Regions from separate parts of the Mus musculus genome. Here region 1 is linked to region 2. Evidence: chromatin loops called from intact Hi-C (ENCODE). Cell type or tissue: left cerebral cortex. All regions are shown on one strand. Links, peaks and the distances in the headings refer to the core of each region. The heading gives the core; the rest is flanking DNA.

The links. Hi-C counts contacts between places; a loop is a spot of excess contacts. Peaks named below come from ENCODE experiments on the same cell type or tissue, not always from the same donor. Only the 100,000 strongest peaks of a DNase experiment are listed, where the experiment ranks them.
Region 1: a loop joins it to region 2, with 2.3 times the contacts of the local background. A loop is called at or near these places in 2 of 42 quality-filtered maps.

The regions. Positions count from the first base shown.
Region 1 is chr4:94,664,804-94,673,147 of GRCm38, reverse strand. The region is part of intron 13 of Ift74 (intraflagellar transport 74); the gene reads right to left. Mir872 (microRNA 872) reads right to left here and starts at 7,991; the gene lies at 7,911-7,991. In left cerebral cortex, for the core only: a CTCF peak has its summit at 3,248; a DNase peak (open chromatin) is centred at 3,243.
Region 2 is chr4:94,966,332-94,974,675 of GRCm38, reverse strand. Mysm1 (myb-like, SWIRM and MPN domains 1) reads left to right here. Exons shown (of 20, transcript NM_177239.3): 3 at 1,688-1,758; 4 at 3,975-4,052; 5 at 4,141-4,164; 6 at 5,618-5,696; 7 at 6,708-6,806. Among named protein-coding and RNA genes, the nearest start is that of Mysm1, 8.6 kb to the left of the region's middle. In left cerebral cortex, for the core only: no CTCF peak of the experiment used is centred there; DNase peaks (open chromatin) are centred at 1,116, 1,413 and 3,779.

The sequences.
Region 1 (8,344 bases), core at 248-8,247, 300 kb after region 2:
GGAATTCGAAGTGCCATTTCAACAAACACTTATAGGAAAATGTTTTCTATGAACTGTATCTTGGGTATTCCGAGCTTTTGGACTAATATCCACTTCTCAGTAAGTGCCTATCATGTGTGTTCTTTTGTGACTGGGTTACCTTACTCAGAATGATATTTTCTATTTCCATCCATTTGCCTAAGAATTTCATGAATGCACTGTTTTTAATAGCTGAGTAGTATTCCATTGTGTAAATGTACTACATTTTCTGTATCCATTCCTCTGTTGAAGGGCATCTGGGTTCTTTCCAGCTTCTGGCTATTATAAATAAGGCTGCTATAAATACAGTGGAGCATGTGTCCTTGTTATATTTTGGAGCATCTTTTGGGTATATGCCCAGAAGTGGTATAGCTGGTTCCTCAGGTAGTACTATGTCGAATTTTCTGAGGAACTGCCAGACTGATTTCCAGAGTGGTTGTACCAGCTTGCAATCCCACCAGCAATAGAGGAGTGTTCCTCTTTCTCTATATTCTTGCCAACATCTGCTGTCACCTGAGTGTTTGACCTTAGCCATTCTGACTGGTGTGAACTGGAATCTCATGGTCGTTTTGACTTGCATTTCCCTGATGACTAAGGATGTTACATTTCTCATGTAACATTTCTCTAGGTGCTTCTTGGCCATTCAAGATTCCTCAGTTGAGAATTCTGTTTAGCTCTGTACCCCAATTTTAATAGGGTTATTTTCACAGACCACATGAAGCTCAAGAAGAAGGAAGACCAAAATGTGGGTGCTTTGGTCCTATTTAGAAGGGGGAACAAAATACTCAAGGGGGCAAATACAGAGACAACGTGTAGAGCAGAGACTGAAGGAAAGGCCATCCAGAGACTGCCCCACCTGGGGAGCCATCCCATATACAGTCACCAAACACAGACACTATTGTGGATGCCAACAAGTGCTTTGCTGACAGGAGCCTGATATAGCTGTCTCCTGAGAGGCTCTGCCAGTGCCTGACAAATATAGAGGTGGATGCTTGCAGCCAACCATTGGACTGAGCACATGGTCCCCCAATGGACGAGTTAGAGAAAGGTCTGAAGGAGTTGAAGGAGTTTGCAACCCCATAGGAAGAACAACAATACCAACAAACCAGACCCCCCCCCCCACACACACACCCACAGAGCTCCCAGGAACTAAATCACCAACGGAAGAGTACATGGAGAGACCCATGGCTCCAGCCATATATGTAGCAGAGGATGGCCTTGTCAGACATCAATGGGAGGAGAGGCCCTTGGGAAGGTTCAATGCTCCATTGTAGGGGAATTCGAGGGCAGGGAGGCGGGAGTGGATGGGGATGGGGGTGGAGGGATAAGCACCCTCACAGAAGCAGGAGGAGGGAGGATGGCATAGGGGGTTTCTGGAGGGAAAACTGGGAAAGGGGATAACATTTGAGATGTAAATAAATAAAATATTCAATAAAAGAAAAAAAGATATGATTGTGGAAGTAACCAGACAAAATACCAAAGTTTCAACTTATAAGGTAACTGAATACATGATAACAATGCTAACAAGTTACATGTGAGAAATTTTGTATTACTATACTTTCTCTCTCTCCCTCCCTCCCTCCCCGCCACCCCCCCTGCCACCCCCACCCCCCATCTTTCTCACACACAAACACAGAATCAGTTCTTAGCACAAAAATCCTAAGTATTAAGCACTCATGTTACCCACACCACCAACCTTTTATACAGGGTTTTGCTTTTGTGACTCAAAATGCCCTGGAACTGACCTCAAGCAGTATATACAAATTGATAATTAATAATATATCTTAGTTTTTGTTATATATCCATCTCCCTTGGCAGCTCCATGGCTGGTCTAGAATTCATAATCTTTCTGCCTCAGTCTTCTGAGTACTGACATTATATACATGTACTGCCATGAACAACTCTTACTTCCCTTTTAAGGTGAGGAAAGTGGGCTAGTGGATGGCTCTATGGTTTTGTAAAAGCATTTGTCCTGCAAGCCTGAGTTAAATCCCTAAAACTCACAATAGAAGAAAACCAACTCCTGCAAGTTGTTCTCTGTTCCCATACCTCCATATACACACCCCATAGCATGGTCACATCTGCATTCACAAATGTATCTCTCTCTCTCTCTCTCTCTCTCTCTCTCTCTCTCTCTCTCTCTCTCACACACACACACACACACACACACAGTGATCAGGGTGTAAAATGAATAAATTAATGGGAAAACTTTTTTAAAATATGAAGAAAATGAGGTTGGGTTGGGTCCAACTAAAGAGCGTGTCCAACAACAGTTAAAAGTAGCACTGTGGGGACTCAAGTCAAGACTTGTTTAGTTGCAGGACAAAAATATTCTGCCTTAATTTTTAATTTTAACATACACCACTACCAAGACTCCTAAAGCAAACCTTATGAATTATCTGTATTGGAAAGGAAGACCAACAGAGTCAACTAACCTGGACTCTTGGGGGCTCTCAGAGACTGAACCACCAACTAAAGAGCATAATATGCTATACCCAGATGTGCAGCTCGGTCTTCAGGTAGGTTCTGAACAACTAGAATAGGGGCTATCCCTAAAACTGTTACCTGTTTGTGGAATAAGTTCTTCTAGCTGGGCTGCCTTGTCTGGTCTCAGTGGGTGAGAATGTGCCTAGCCCCACAGACTTGATGTGCCAGGGTGATGGGAGATACCCAGATGGGGCTTCTGCCCTCTCAGGGAAGAAGTGGGCATGGGAGGAGGGATTGTGGAAAGGGGTACAGGAAGGGGACAGTGATATGGATTAAAGTGAATAAATAACTTTTTAAAAATGAAAAAAAAGAAATATCTTATGTAAGTTACAGAGACTTACATGGCTACAAAAAAGACTATATTCTACAGACAAAGTAAGTATTTTTCATTATTCAAAGCTACATATAAATTACAGAATAAATTAAAAGTAATTATCTCATGATAGGACAGTGATTTGGAGTCCCTACAGACTTTATGTGCACATCTATTATATCTACCATCCTGCCATTATCAGATATTTATGTCTATGGTAGATTAATAGTCAAATACTATTTATCATGCTGTCTAATCCAAATCTGGGATAATAATGGATTCTACAAATGAAGGCATAATTGTTAGTAATGCTCAAACATTCATCTTGAGAAAGTGTGTGTATGGTACTGTACTTTGTTAACTGTGCATGTCAATCCTAGCCTATCCTAATAAACAGATTCTCAGAGAACTAGCCCCACCTTATGGATATTGGTAAAACTGCACATTTGGGCCTTTGTCCACAGGCGAAAGAGTTTGGAATTGTCATAGAGTGGGTATATTACTTTAACTAACAAAGGCTAGGACATTTCTATAGCTTGCACTGGTGAGAAACAATGTCTACATACTGCTTCCAGCCATAGGAAATGGCTCAATTTTTGTGAGAAATTAACAAAATTAAAAGTAATAACTTTTATTATTAAAAGTAATAAAACCAGTCTTATTATGGCTAAAAATTTAAGTTGTATAGATTTATTCTTTATAAAACACATGAATGTACATGAATACCTATGAAGTCACTATTTTGTTTGTTTGTTTGTTCTGAGGTAGGGTTAGACTATGTAGCTCTGGTTGTCCACAAACTCATTACTGTAGACCAGGCTGGCCTTGAACTTGAACTCACTTGCTTCTATTTCCCAAGTGCTGAGATCAAAGGAATATGCCATCATGCATGGCCTTGTAGAACTGTTTTGTTTTGGTTTTGGTTTTTTTGAGACAGGGTTTCTCTGTGTAGCCCTGGCTGTCCTGGAACTCACTCTGTAGAGCAGGCTGGCCTCGAACTCCTGCCTGCTTCTGCCTCCCAAGTGCTGGGATTAAAGGCGTGCGCCACCACGCCTGGCGGTATCACTGTCTTTTTATAACAATTAGAAAGAGTTTTACTGTTGAGATATTATATATATAGTATATATTGTATTCTATAGTACAGAATATTATACAACCACAACTATGGTAGCAGCTAATAGTTGTCACAGTGCTTAATGTGCACCAGGTACCACTCTTGAGCCTTTCATCTTCTAATGATAAATGAAATATATATACTTGTGTATATTTATTATAGTTTTGTGGTTTGAGTATGAGATATTCTGATAAGCTCATATGTTTAGACATTTGGTCCCCAGCTAGTAACACTGGGGATTTGTAGAGCCTTTGGGAGAGAAAGATATACCAGAAGAAAAGTGCACTAGAAGCAGACTTTAAGACTTTATAGCCTGGTCCTAGTTCATTGTGGCTCTTAACTTCCCATGTGAGGATGAAATGTGATTTCTCTGCTACCTGACTGCTTGGACTAGCCCCATGCCAAGCTCCTACTACCTTAATAGACTATATCCCCTCGCAAACTATAAACCAAAATCAATGCCTTCTTCCTCAAGTTGCTTTTCTTGGGATATTCTATTGTAGCAACAGAAAGGAAATTAATACAATAGGTGAAAATATTCAAGCTGAAAAGAACTATATAGTTTTATTTCATTTAAAAATGTTTGTAAACTTGGAATAAATCTAATCAAAGACTAAACATGAACAATGATTACCTCAGAAGACTCAGATGACTTTCAAAAGCAACTTTTTATTGTATATACTTTTGTATTGTTTGAATTACATCAAACATATACCAGATATATCAGGGTCTCGCTAATTGCTCAGGTTCCCCTCTGACTCCTGGCCTCAAGCTATCCTCCAGCCTAGCTTCTTCCAACCTAGCCTTCTAAGAAGCTGAGAGAGAGTACAGGGAAATGCCATCAGACTTAGTTTTAGGCCGGGCACTCTTTGTGATAGGGTTTCACTTTGTAGCCCAAGCCTGTCCTCTGATTTTGAAATCTTGATTACCCCTAACATCTGGTAGGATTACAGGCATTTGCCACCATATTAGAGTAAAAAAACAAAAATAATACTTAAGAACAAAAAAAAGGGTAACTGAGGCCAACTGAAAAGTCAATAAAAGTGTATGAGAATGGTTATTCGCAATAAAACACACACAAGCGTACTTCTGCAAAAAACCACTTTAAAAACAGGAAAACAGCCGGGCGAGGTGGCACACGCCTTTAATCCCAGCACTGAGGAGGCAGAGGCAGGTGGATTTCTGAGTTCGAGGCCAGCCTGATCTACAGAGTGAGTTCCAGGACAGCCAGGGCTATATAGAGAAACCCTGTCTCGAAAACAAACAAACAAAAAACAAAACAAAAAACAGAACACGAAAACAAAGCACACACAAGGTGACTAAACTCTTAAAAGATTCTAGGTCAGTTTTATAACTAGTGACTTCCTAAGTGAAGATGATAGCTTGAACACACACTTCTTTTTTGGAACTTTTTCACAGAGACCTGCCTGCCTCCTGAGTGCCAGGATTAAAGGTGTGCACTACTATGGCCAGCTGAACACCCACTTCTCAATACTGACTCTTGTCCAAGCCCTCTTGAAACTACAATACAAAGTTGCTTTCTGTTTGTTTAATTGTTTGCTTGTGTTGTAAAGTATAAACTCCCAAGAATTGGGAATAGGAAAACAGGCAGTAGAAATGAAAGTTCGGAAATCAGGAACAGATGACTGATCTCTAATCCATCAGAACTAAGAAAGCTTCAGCTAAGCTAGCAATGAGTAAAGCTCAAAAGACCCAGTAACTCTACACAGAAAGGTAGTTACTTGTCTTCAGCATCTATTCCACAAAAAGTTTGGACATGCATTATATGGTAACACTGTTATTAACAGAATTTATTTAATGTAAACGAGTAAAGATTAGAAAAAAAAAAGGTCTGGTTCAGGCTAAATGGACCAAGAAATGTTACTATGAGGGACTAAACCATGAGATATAAACTATCATGTATTAATTTATAATGAAAATATTTCCTAGCAGTGTTTTTTCCCCAAAGCATGTGGCATTCTTATGCAAGGCTCTGGTTTCCCTCCTTAGCATCAGGAGTTGGGGAGGAGAGAAAGACTATGAAATATAAACCTTAAGAGAAAAGGCTCTATTAATAACCTATTTTACCTATTTTATTACAGTCTTACTTACTGTTGTCTTACTCAAGGCAACAATGCTTTTCCCACAGTTCCTATGTTCATACAAAAGTAACACCTTTAAGGGCAGGAGAGATGGCTCAGTGGTTAAGAGCACTCACTGCTCTTCCAGAGGTCCCAAGTTCAATTCTCAGCAACCACATGGTGGCTTACAATCATCTGTATGAGATCCGATGCCCTCTTCTGGTGTGTCTGAAGACAGCTATAGTGTAATCATATACATAAAATAAATAATTCAAAAAAAATGCAACACTTTAAAAAGTAATCATTTGGTTCACACCTATGAGGCTGAGTTCCCAACATTACTGAAATTTTGAGTGCAGTGTGGGCTATGTAGCAAGCACTTGACTAAAAAGAAGTAGGGCTGGAGAGATGGCTCAGTGGTTAAGAGCACCGACTTTTCTTCCAGAGGTCCTAAGTTCAATTCCCAGCAATCACATGGTAGCTCACAACAATCTGTAATAAGATCTGATGCCTTCTTCTGGTGTGTCTGAAGACAGCTACAGTGTACTCATATAAATAAAATAAATAAACCTTAAAAAAATAAAAATAAAAAATAAAAATAGCAATTAAAAATGTTTTTATTTGGTGGTTCAAGCTGTTCTAATCTTGAAAATATTAGAAGGGTCACACTTCCCTAGCCCTAAATTTATATGGTATTCTGGATACAGGGCAAGTTTTCAAACCTCTTTGTTCGGATTTTGCTCACAGTTCTTAGTGCCAACTTGGCAAAAGCAGCTAGCATAACCTACACAATCGCCTGTATCCTGAGCTCTCCTGAAACTTCCTCTCCACAATGATCTAGTCAGTCCTTTAGCATTAGGCATCACACAGAATCTCAGAACAAAAAGCACAGACCAACAAGTTCATTGCCAGAATGTAATATGCATGATCTTGTTCTCATTTAAAATATCACGAGTCAAAAATATCCACCACGTTATTAGAAAGCATGAATCCAAGGTAGGGATCCTCTGGAAAGTAATGAAATCTTTGCACTCAAGCTTTCTGAAGAGCACACACTTAGATCCTAAAATAAGAGGACCCAAAGAAGAGATTAGAGCTCAATTTTCACCTTTGTTCATTGTACAATTCCTTCTTTCTTAAATTATGGATTGTTTAGGGTATCCAAAACGCATTTACTTCCCAGATACTGTGTTGATGAACTAGATTACTAAAGTCAGTTAAGAGGTAGTCCCTGCCCTTGAGGGCTTACAGTCTAAGAGGGAAGACAAATAAATTAAGTAGGCAACTGTAAAACATTCTCTGTTCCGGTAACATGGAGGACAGTTACTCATCTAAGCCTAGAAACTAGTTAGGGAAGAAGTTCAGAGTTTTGTCGAGTAAGAGGATGCCAAGTTAAATGTTAAAGGCTAAGAATTTAATCAGAAGACAAGAAGAACAACAAACATTCAGTTAAACAGAAGACAACAAAAACAAAAGGTTAGAGCATAAAATAGTTGAATGAATGGTAATAAGGAGAAATGTAAGGTAGCAGAAAGAAATTACTACAGAGCTGGGTAAGATGGTTCCTATCTGTAATCCCTTCTTTTGGAGGATGAGGTATGAGGATTGCTGTGAATTTGAAGCTAGTCTGGGCTATACAACAAGTTCTAGGCAAGCCTGAGCTATAGTGTAAGAACTGGTTTAAAGGGGAGGCAGAGCCCAGAGATGACTATGGGATGAAATGGAGGCTGACAGAGTCACAGTAGAGAACTAATATGACATATAAAACTTGTTATTTTGTGCATCATGGTGAACCATATTTAAGCAGGACAAGGACACCAAGACATATTTTACACAAATCATTTTTTTACAGCATTATACCAGAAAAAAACTTAGAAGGGGCAAGAATGGAGGTGGGATAACCAGTTAGGAGGCTACTGCAATAGTTCAGGCAGAAAGTAATGAGGTCCTGAACTAACAAGTAACCTTCTAACAAGTTACCATCTACACAACCCCCTGTGTTGTCGCAGAAATTAGGATGATCACAGAGCAGAGAAGTGGCAACAATAATCACTGATGTATTAATACACTTACCTGTGAGTATATACACACAGTTTATATATTTATATATGCTTATATGTCCTAATAGCACCGTTACTCAGAATTAGCTTATTCTATATTAATAAAAATATTTGAAACAAAAAAAGAAAACAGAAGCAAAACCCAAAGCATTCTGCATTCTATTCTATTCTATTCTATTCTATTCTATTCTATTCTATTCTATTCTATTCTATTCTATTCTATTCTATTCTATAGAATGTTGCTACCCACACTTATCCCCTAAGGCAGTCA
Region 2 (8,344 bases), core at 315-8,314:
GCAGTGGTAGCGCACACCTTTAATCCCAGCACTTGGGAGGTAGAGGCAGGCGGATTTCTGAGTTCAAGGACAGCCTGGTCTACAAAGTGAGTTCCAGGACAGCCAGGGCTATACAGAGAAACCCTGTTTCAAAAAACAAAAACAAAAAACAAAAAAACAAAAATAGAGGACCCTTTTTTCTTCAACTCTGACAAAATGATCTCTTGAGAAGTAAATTTAGATCCAGCTAATTTAGGGACAGGTCTTTAGCACTTCACATTTGTCAACTTTGATTTCAATGGAAGACGGGGATAATCCTAGAGTTCATGTCTTCATGTAGCAGTAACTGCATACTCACCTGCCATGCCAGACTGGAGGGTAGGTTAAAGCACTCCAAGTGCCGTCAAGGCACACGTGGCTCTGCTGGTGTGGAATTCATAGACAAAACCCAGTTGGGCAGTACCTTGGCAGACAAACCATTTGTAGATTGTCGACTGAGGGAATCCGTAAGGAAAAGTCAATAACGGACACTTGAGGAGGTGACATTTAACTTGAAATAAAATGGAAAAATGAGTGGTTACATTAATTATAAAAATTAACATGCTAAGCAGGAGAAATAGTGAGTGCAAAAGCACTGGCTTATGCTGACAAGTTTACATTTTAGAAGTGAACCAAGACATTGAAGCATAGAGCTTTCAGTACAGACTAGTGGATTTGTGTTTGTCAGATATGCTTTGGCTACAATGGTAAAGAAAGGACTAGAGGGAGCCGGGCGTGGTGGCGCACGCCTATAATCCCAGCGCATGGGAGGCAGAGGCAGGCGGATTTCTGAATTTGAGGCCAGCCTGGTCTACAAAGTGAGTTCCAGGACAGCCAGGGCTACACAGAGAAACCCTGTCTCGGAGAAAAAAAAAGGACTAGAGGTAATTAGAGCAGAAACAGAGGGACTGGTTAGGACCCATTTGTTATAATCCAAGCAAGGTTTTAAATAGTGGCTTAGCCCTGCATGTTCCAGAAGAGGTATAAGGGGACCAGTTTGAATTATACTTTGAAGGTAGAGCTGTTCAGTAGATTGCATTTGGGGATGGAAGAGAAAGGAAAGAATCCACAGTGATTCCTGGCTGTTTAAATGGTAAGTGGTGGTTGACAGTGCTCTCTGCCAAGTTAGAAAGCCAGACGAGATACTGAATTCAGTTTTGCATGTTTCATTTGAGAAGCCAAATAGATATTCAAAGGTATTGTGTGGGTAGTGACTATAATAGCATGGATCTTAAAGAAACTGGAGTTGGAAATTACATAGCTTTGAGAAGTGAAATGAGTATGATTATTTACTCAGGTTCTGGCCGAAGAAAAACAGACTTGAGTTTTGGAAACAGGTTAAATAAATGTTTAGCAAAATGCCTGAAGCCTAGGAGTTTTTTTGTGTACGGTGGCCGTTATTACCACATGAACTTGGGAATCCAACAGGCTTTACCGCAAGGTTTCTTTGCTTCCATTTAACATGCCTCCAGTGCTTCAGATACCTTTGTGGACTGTTTATGCCTGTCTCAGGGTGATTGTGAAAATCAAAATGTATCTGTATATTCACCTAGTGAGTTGTAGCTGTTATTGTTTATATCATATCTTTCACTCAATGAAATAAGATAGCTTTTTAAGTAATAAAATATATACAGAGAGTTACACATGCCATTCTTTTGTTTTTAAATAGCCTTGGACTCTGGATAGCACCATCAGTGATGAGAACAGAGCTATCATTGAGAAAATGCTGTTGGAAGAAGAGTATCCTTCATCAATTATGAGAAGAGTAAAGGTTTTAGGGCTAAAAAAGGAATTGGTGCAAACATTACAGAAGAGGCCACTGTGATTATTAGATAAAGATTGTTTGGCCACAGATTTTGATTGTGTAGTTTCATGTCACTTATCTGTGCAAAAAGCATGGCTTACTGGTGAATCTGAGACTGACACAACAATTCTGAGTTTTTGTTGTTAGCCAACTCTGCATGCAAAGTGTGCGTAAATGCTTAGGAACGGTAGAATATTTAAGTCAGAATCTTAATTCTAAGTCTCCATTTTCACAACCATATAAGCTAAAACTGAGATACTTATCTACGCAAGGTCAAGAACATGTGGAACTGTGCAGCTTACAAATGTTATATGAGAAGAATTTTAATGAAAGACAAAATAGACTGATTTTTATCTCAGAGTTTGTAGGTCCTTATCTGTGGCTCAGCAACAAACTGCGTATTCTGCGCCAGTTTAACTTCGAGACTCAGTTTTCTTATATATAGTTTTCTTTTATATGTATCTTATATATGATAGGCTTAAACAGTAATTTCTGATTTTTTTTTGGCCTTTAAAAATTGATTACTAACAAATACTGGCTTATTTTTGTCTTTTCCATATTCATTTTACAGATTTCTGTCCACTATTGCTGCTGGTGTTGTTGTTGTTGCTGTTATTATTATTTATGTGTGTTTTTGTTTGCATGTATGTCTGAATCTCTTGTTCCTGGTACCTATGGATACCAGAAGAGGTGGTCAGATCTCAGTTGAGAGCTGCCATGTGGTTTCTGGAATCAAACTTAGGCCTTCTGGAATAGCAGTTAGTATCTTAACCACAGCTCTGTTCACTATCTAATCCAGAATTTCTGTTCCAACTGCTTCTGTTTGAAACATTTGAAATTTTTTTCTGTATTTTTAATTGCCATTGGTTAGCCCCTTTTACCAAATATTACAGTTATTGCTTAGATTATTTATTTAAATGAGAGGCACATGTAATCTCCAATTTTCTAGTACCCTCTTTTAAAATAAAATAAAGTGAAATAAATGAATTATTATAGCATATACTCTTTTATAGTATATCTTATTTAAAGTATTAGCTTATATGAAAACATTGTTTCTTTTTACGTGTGTGTGTGCAGGGGTATGTTTGTGTGCACGTGTGTATGCAAAGTCAGAGGTTGACTGTGGTTGTTTTCCTTATTCACTATCCACATTCTTTTCTGAGGTGAGACTTCTTATGAATGTGAAGATGACTGATTTGGCTAGGTTGGCTAGCCAGTCAAATGCTCTTGGGAGCCACTGCCTGCGCCCGTGCTAGGATTGTGTGCACACAAACTGTTGCACCTAGCTTTGGACATAGAGCCTAGGGATCCTAATTATATTCGCATGATTGTGTAGCAGGCACTGATTGAGCCATTTCCCCAGCCTCAAATGAAAACATCCGTGTTTCATACTAAGTCTTTGGAATCTACAGTACATTTTATTTTAGCACTAAATATCAGTTAATGCTAGTTGTGTTCCAAATGCTTGATCCACACATGTGACTAGTAGCCACCATATTGAACAGTGCAAGTCTAGGTTATTGAACAGGAGTCCCTTGTTCACTTCCAAATGTAGAAATAAGTAGAGTAAGAGTTACTCATAAGCATTTGAGAATAGAGAGGAATATATGTGTTTGTGTGTGTGTCTCTAGCACATAGCCTACTGTATGACATGCGGTTGGTAGTTGTTAAATGAAGAATGTTCAGACTTAGGGAAGAAGCTTTGTAGCAGGTTAGTTCCAGCGTCTCCGAAGGGAGTTTCTCGGTACATTTGACGTTACTTGTATTAATGTGTAGAAGGATCCTGAGTTCTTTTCTGTGACCTTTAAATATACAGAAACATTGGTTCCTAAATTCCCCTACACAACACATTCATCAGTTTACTACTTGTATTTTAGAAATGAAAAGGATTGATGCTATTCTTTCTTGGCCACTTGTGGGAGGGAAGAGAAAGGAAAGCAGCATTGCTATGGTGCTGACTGCAGGAACTGTGTGGTGTGTTTGCTGTGTTATTCCTACTGACGCTGTGGAAAGCACCAGCTTGCAGCCCTGGACAAGCTTGCAGCAGGATAGCTTTTGATTACATTTGATGTCTTTTACAAGTCTGTCTGCTTGATGTCACATAAGAATTATATGCCTTTAATATTGTTTAAGTTTCCTTAATAATATATAGGTATTATTTATCTAATAAATCACTTCCAGGAAAATTCTGGGTTAATCAAAAGGAGGATAATAAAAAATACACAAACAGGTAAAAATCAGTTTATAGTTCTATTAAAAGCTTTGAATTGCAGTTTTAGAGACTTACCAGTTTCCTGTTTTCTGTTTTTCATGTGCAGCCTGCAGAAGTCATCAAAAGCCATGTATGTATCTGTGTTTTTTAAAACCTTTTTATTTTAATGATGTGTGTTCCCTTGTATCTCTGTATGGCTATGTGTATGAGTGCAGGTGCCCATGGAGACCAGAGGTGTCCAGTCCATTGGAACTGGAGTTACAGGCAGTTGTTGTAGCGTGATATGTGTGCTGGCAATGGAGTACTGTAACTACTGAGCCTCCAATCCCTTTTAAAACCTTTTTAGTTCAATTGAAAATTACAAGAAAAATTTTAAAAATAGATATGGTCAGTGGAAAAGCCCTCTTGATTCAAGAGAGGATTTTTTTTTTTTTTAAAGATGGCTTTGGCACAGATGTTAAAATACATAATTTTATGCCATCTTTTATTTGCTAGGCTTTTAAGAAATGTCTTCTCAGCAGTTTATCACATAGTAAAGAAAGACAGTTTCCTAAAGATTTATATAGATGCTGCTGTGAATTATATTATGAATTGAATTGACTTATGTTCTGTTTGGTAATTTTAAATGTGTTGTGTGCAGTTTTATTTGGATCTGTGACTTGTAAATACTGCCTAGGAAAGAGGCCAGGCATGCTTCTAGTCCCAATAGTCGGAAGGCAGAATCAGGATTTCCCCAAGTTCAAGGCCATCTTGCTCTATACAGTCCCAGGCCAACTAGGGTTGCATAGCAACATTTGTCTAAAAACTTTCAAGAAAAATTAAACGTTTCCAAATACTGTTTTTAATTGGAAAAAAGATGGTCATAAGTGCAGACTTGAGCACTGAGCAACCTCTGCTTTTATATTTTGCTGAATAGCAAAGTGAAGTTAGTGAGAAGATGGGATGGCTTGTTGAAAGTAGAGAGCTTCCTTCGTATGCTTTAATTTCTTGTGATACAGAATTTAAAAGCAGTAAATGAGATGCCATAGTTTTATGATTTAAACTCTTAGATTTTGGGAATATATTACTGCCTGGTGTTTACTTTCAGTCTGAAGAGGTCTACTTGCTATCAGGCTGACTTCTTTTGATGTCTTTTAGTGTTGTGTTCATTCAGACCCAGGGATTGTATTGTTTGGGCTCCTGTCATTCTGATAGAGATAGAGAGCAGGGTAAACCTTACTGTTTGGCACCAGCTGCCTCAGCTGCCTCCTTCCCTCCTCCTGTAAGACTAGGAAGTCATGGTTTTAGCTCGTGACTGGTTTAACAGCAGCTCCCAGTCCCCTTTCACAGTGGTTGCCCAGAACCATCAGAAAACAGGTATTTACATTACGATTCATAACAGGAATAAAGTTACAGTTATGATGACATAACAATGAAATGATTTGATTGTTGAGGGTCACAACAACATGAGGAACTGTACTTAAAGGGTCATAGCATTGGGAAGAAACACTGGTTTATAACCTTTAGCTGCATAAATATGGAATGTTCCATTTCATTTTTTGTTTGTTTGTTTTGTTTTGTTTGCAATTCCTCTTTTCCTTCAGGGTAGATTCTCCTGCAAAACCAGCCAGTCATTCAGTAAAGTGGACAGTAGAAGAGAAAGAGCTGTTTGAACAAGGACTGGTAAACAGAGAAATTTTAACTTACTGTAAAATTATTCTAGAAGCAAATAAAAAAGAAACTGTGTATATTTGGATAGGAGCTGGATTCTTCCTTTTTTATCTGTTTGTCATTGTACATAATCCATACTTTTCATACAGATCTTTGAAGACCAGAAACATTTTCTTGTTATGCTTCAGTGAAATCTCTTTCAATACAGAAGTTTAGAAGTATAAAAAGTGTATGTGTGGTTCAGCTCTTGAAAATACTTCATAACATGGAAAACATTTAATAAAATAACCATTAACTTTTAAACTATCAAGAGTAGATTGTATATTTTTCTTTTAGGGTACATGTAACTCAGAATTAACCTAAGTTGATTTTGAGACTGTATATATATTATTTAGGTAGTATATAATATTTATGGAAGGTTTTTTAATAAAATTGAATTATTAACATAGAAATTATGAGAAGTAAAATATGTATTTTTTTATCCAGTAGCATGAGAGCTATGTGGTGTTTTAATACAAATATGTAAACTATCTGGAGATTTTTCAAACTTTTCAATATGTGATTGAATCTAAAAGTCATTTCACTATAAACCCAGTGTAGTAGGTTTGCTACAGGACATTTAATAGGTATTGTGGATACAAACTCTGAGTTTAAAAGTTGCAATTAGTGCAGAAGGTGTCCAGTTGATTCTGTAAAAAAAAATAATAATATATACACATATATATGTATATGCATACTAGATAGATAGATAGGTAGGTAGGTAGGTAGGTAGGTAGGTAGGTAGGTAGATAGGTAGGTATATATGACTTACCTCACTTTTGGACTGTTGTAAGTTTCTAGAACTCCAGAGTCAAAGAAATGTGGGCTTGGATTTTCAACACATAGTCTAATAGATCAGGTTTCATTTTGTGCTTTAGAAATATAGATAAATTTTCTGTTAGTTGTTTTCTTTAATGTGGCAGCTGCTTGAAATATTACTAAGTAAGGTACTATAAAGCAAATTTGTTTCTGTTTTGGTAACAGGCTAAATTTGGCCGAAGGTGGACCAAAATCGCAACACTACTTAAAAGTCGCACAGTTTTACAAGTGAAGAGTTATGCCAGACAGTACTTTAAAAATAAGGTAAGCAGAGTACAGATACCCTAATTAATGACGAAATTTAGGAAAGTCAGTGAGCATAATTACTTAGTGCAAACTATAAGTATAGTCTAGATTGTTTTGTTTTTGATATTGTTGTTGTTGAGACAGGCTCTTAATACACAGCTCAGTCTAACCTAGAGCAATATTATAATCCTGCTGAGTGCTGAGATTGTAGGCATGAATAATCTCCTCCAGCTAACTAGTCTTACTGCTGAGAGTTTCTATAGTTACAGTAGTAAATACTCATAGAATTCTGTGTGTGTACGTGAGCATGCATGCATGGCACACCAGGGATATGGAGGTGGGAGGACCTGTGCCGTGTGGATCCTGTGCCGTGTGGATCCTGGAGACTGAACTCACGCTGTCAAGCTTGGCTTACCCACTAAGCCCTCTGACTGGCCCACTCGCTTTTTATTTGTTTGTTTTGTTTGCTAATTTTTAAAATCACTTTGGGGCAGCTGTATCCAGGCTGCAGCCAAGTGCAGCGCACCTGTGCTGATGTACGTGCTGTAGTGCTTCAGCACCTCTTCCTTGTTCTGAGTGATGCTGCTGTAAAGTCTGTAAAGCAGTGTATTCATTCCTGAGAGGAAATGGCAAGCAGCCTTAACGCTTTCTCCAGAAAATATCTATTTTAGAAATATTTGCACTGTGAAAGAAACCTGTGGAAATTTTATAATTTAGGAGATAGAAATGCTTACTAATATAATTATGAAATCTGTTTACAAACAAAAGGGTTTTTATTATTGTTATAAAGAACTGTCTGAAAAATTTATTAACCCTGTTTAGAAAGATGTATTCATGGTCAAGTTCCTTAATTTTTCAAATAATTTGTTCTGTATTTAGTTGTGTACATTTTTTGAGTTAGGGTAGTTCATTTTTATCATATATATACACACACACACACACGTATATGAATGTTTTGCCTACATGAATCTGTGTTTACCACAGTGTATTCAGTGTCCTCAGAGGCCAGAAGGGGTTGGGCATTGAATCCTTAATTGGAGTTACAGGTGGCTGTGAGTCTCTGTGTGGGTTCTAGAAACTGATCCTGTCCTCTGGAAAAGCAGCCAGTATTCCTTAATTGCTGAGCCAGCTCTCCAGACCACTGTATTCATTTAAGCTCTAGAAGCATAATTAGATAAAAATTGGAAGTGCCTCAGGTGAGATCCTTTTTTCCAATGTAAATAATGTATTCTACTAGTTGTGCTTTATTCAGTATAGCAAAAAATTGGAATTTTCCTAGTTGTTCATCACCAGATGACTGAATAATGAAACTTTGATATATATATATCAAATATATATACATATATGTGTGTGTGTGTATATATACACACATATATACATATGTATATCAAATATATATGTATGTGTGTGTATTTGTGTGTATATATTATTAAGCAAGACCACATTCTCTCAGAAAGAGGGTGTTGTCTTTCATATAGGCAATCTAGGAAATTGGGTACAACATAACATGTAGAAAAGAGCACAAGAAAGGCTAACTATTAGGGGATGAAGACAGA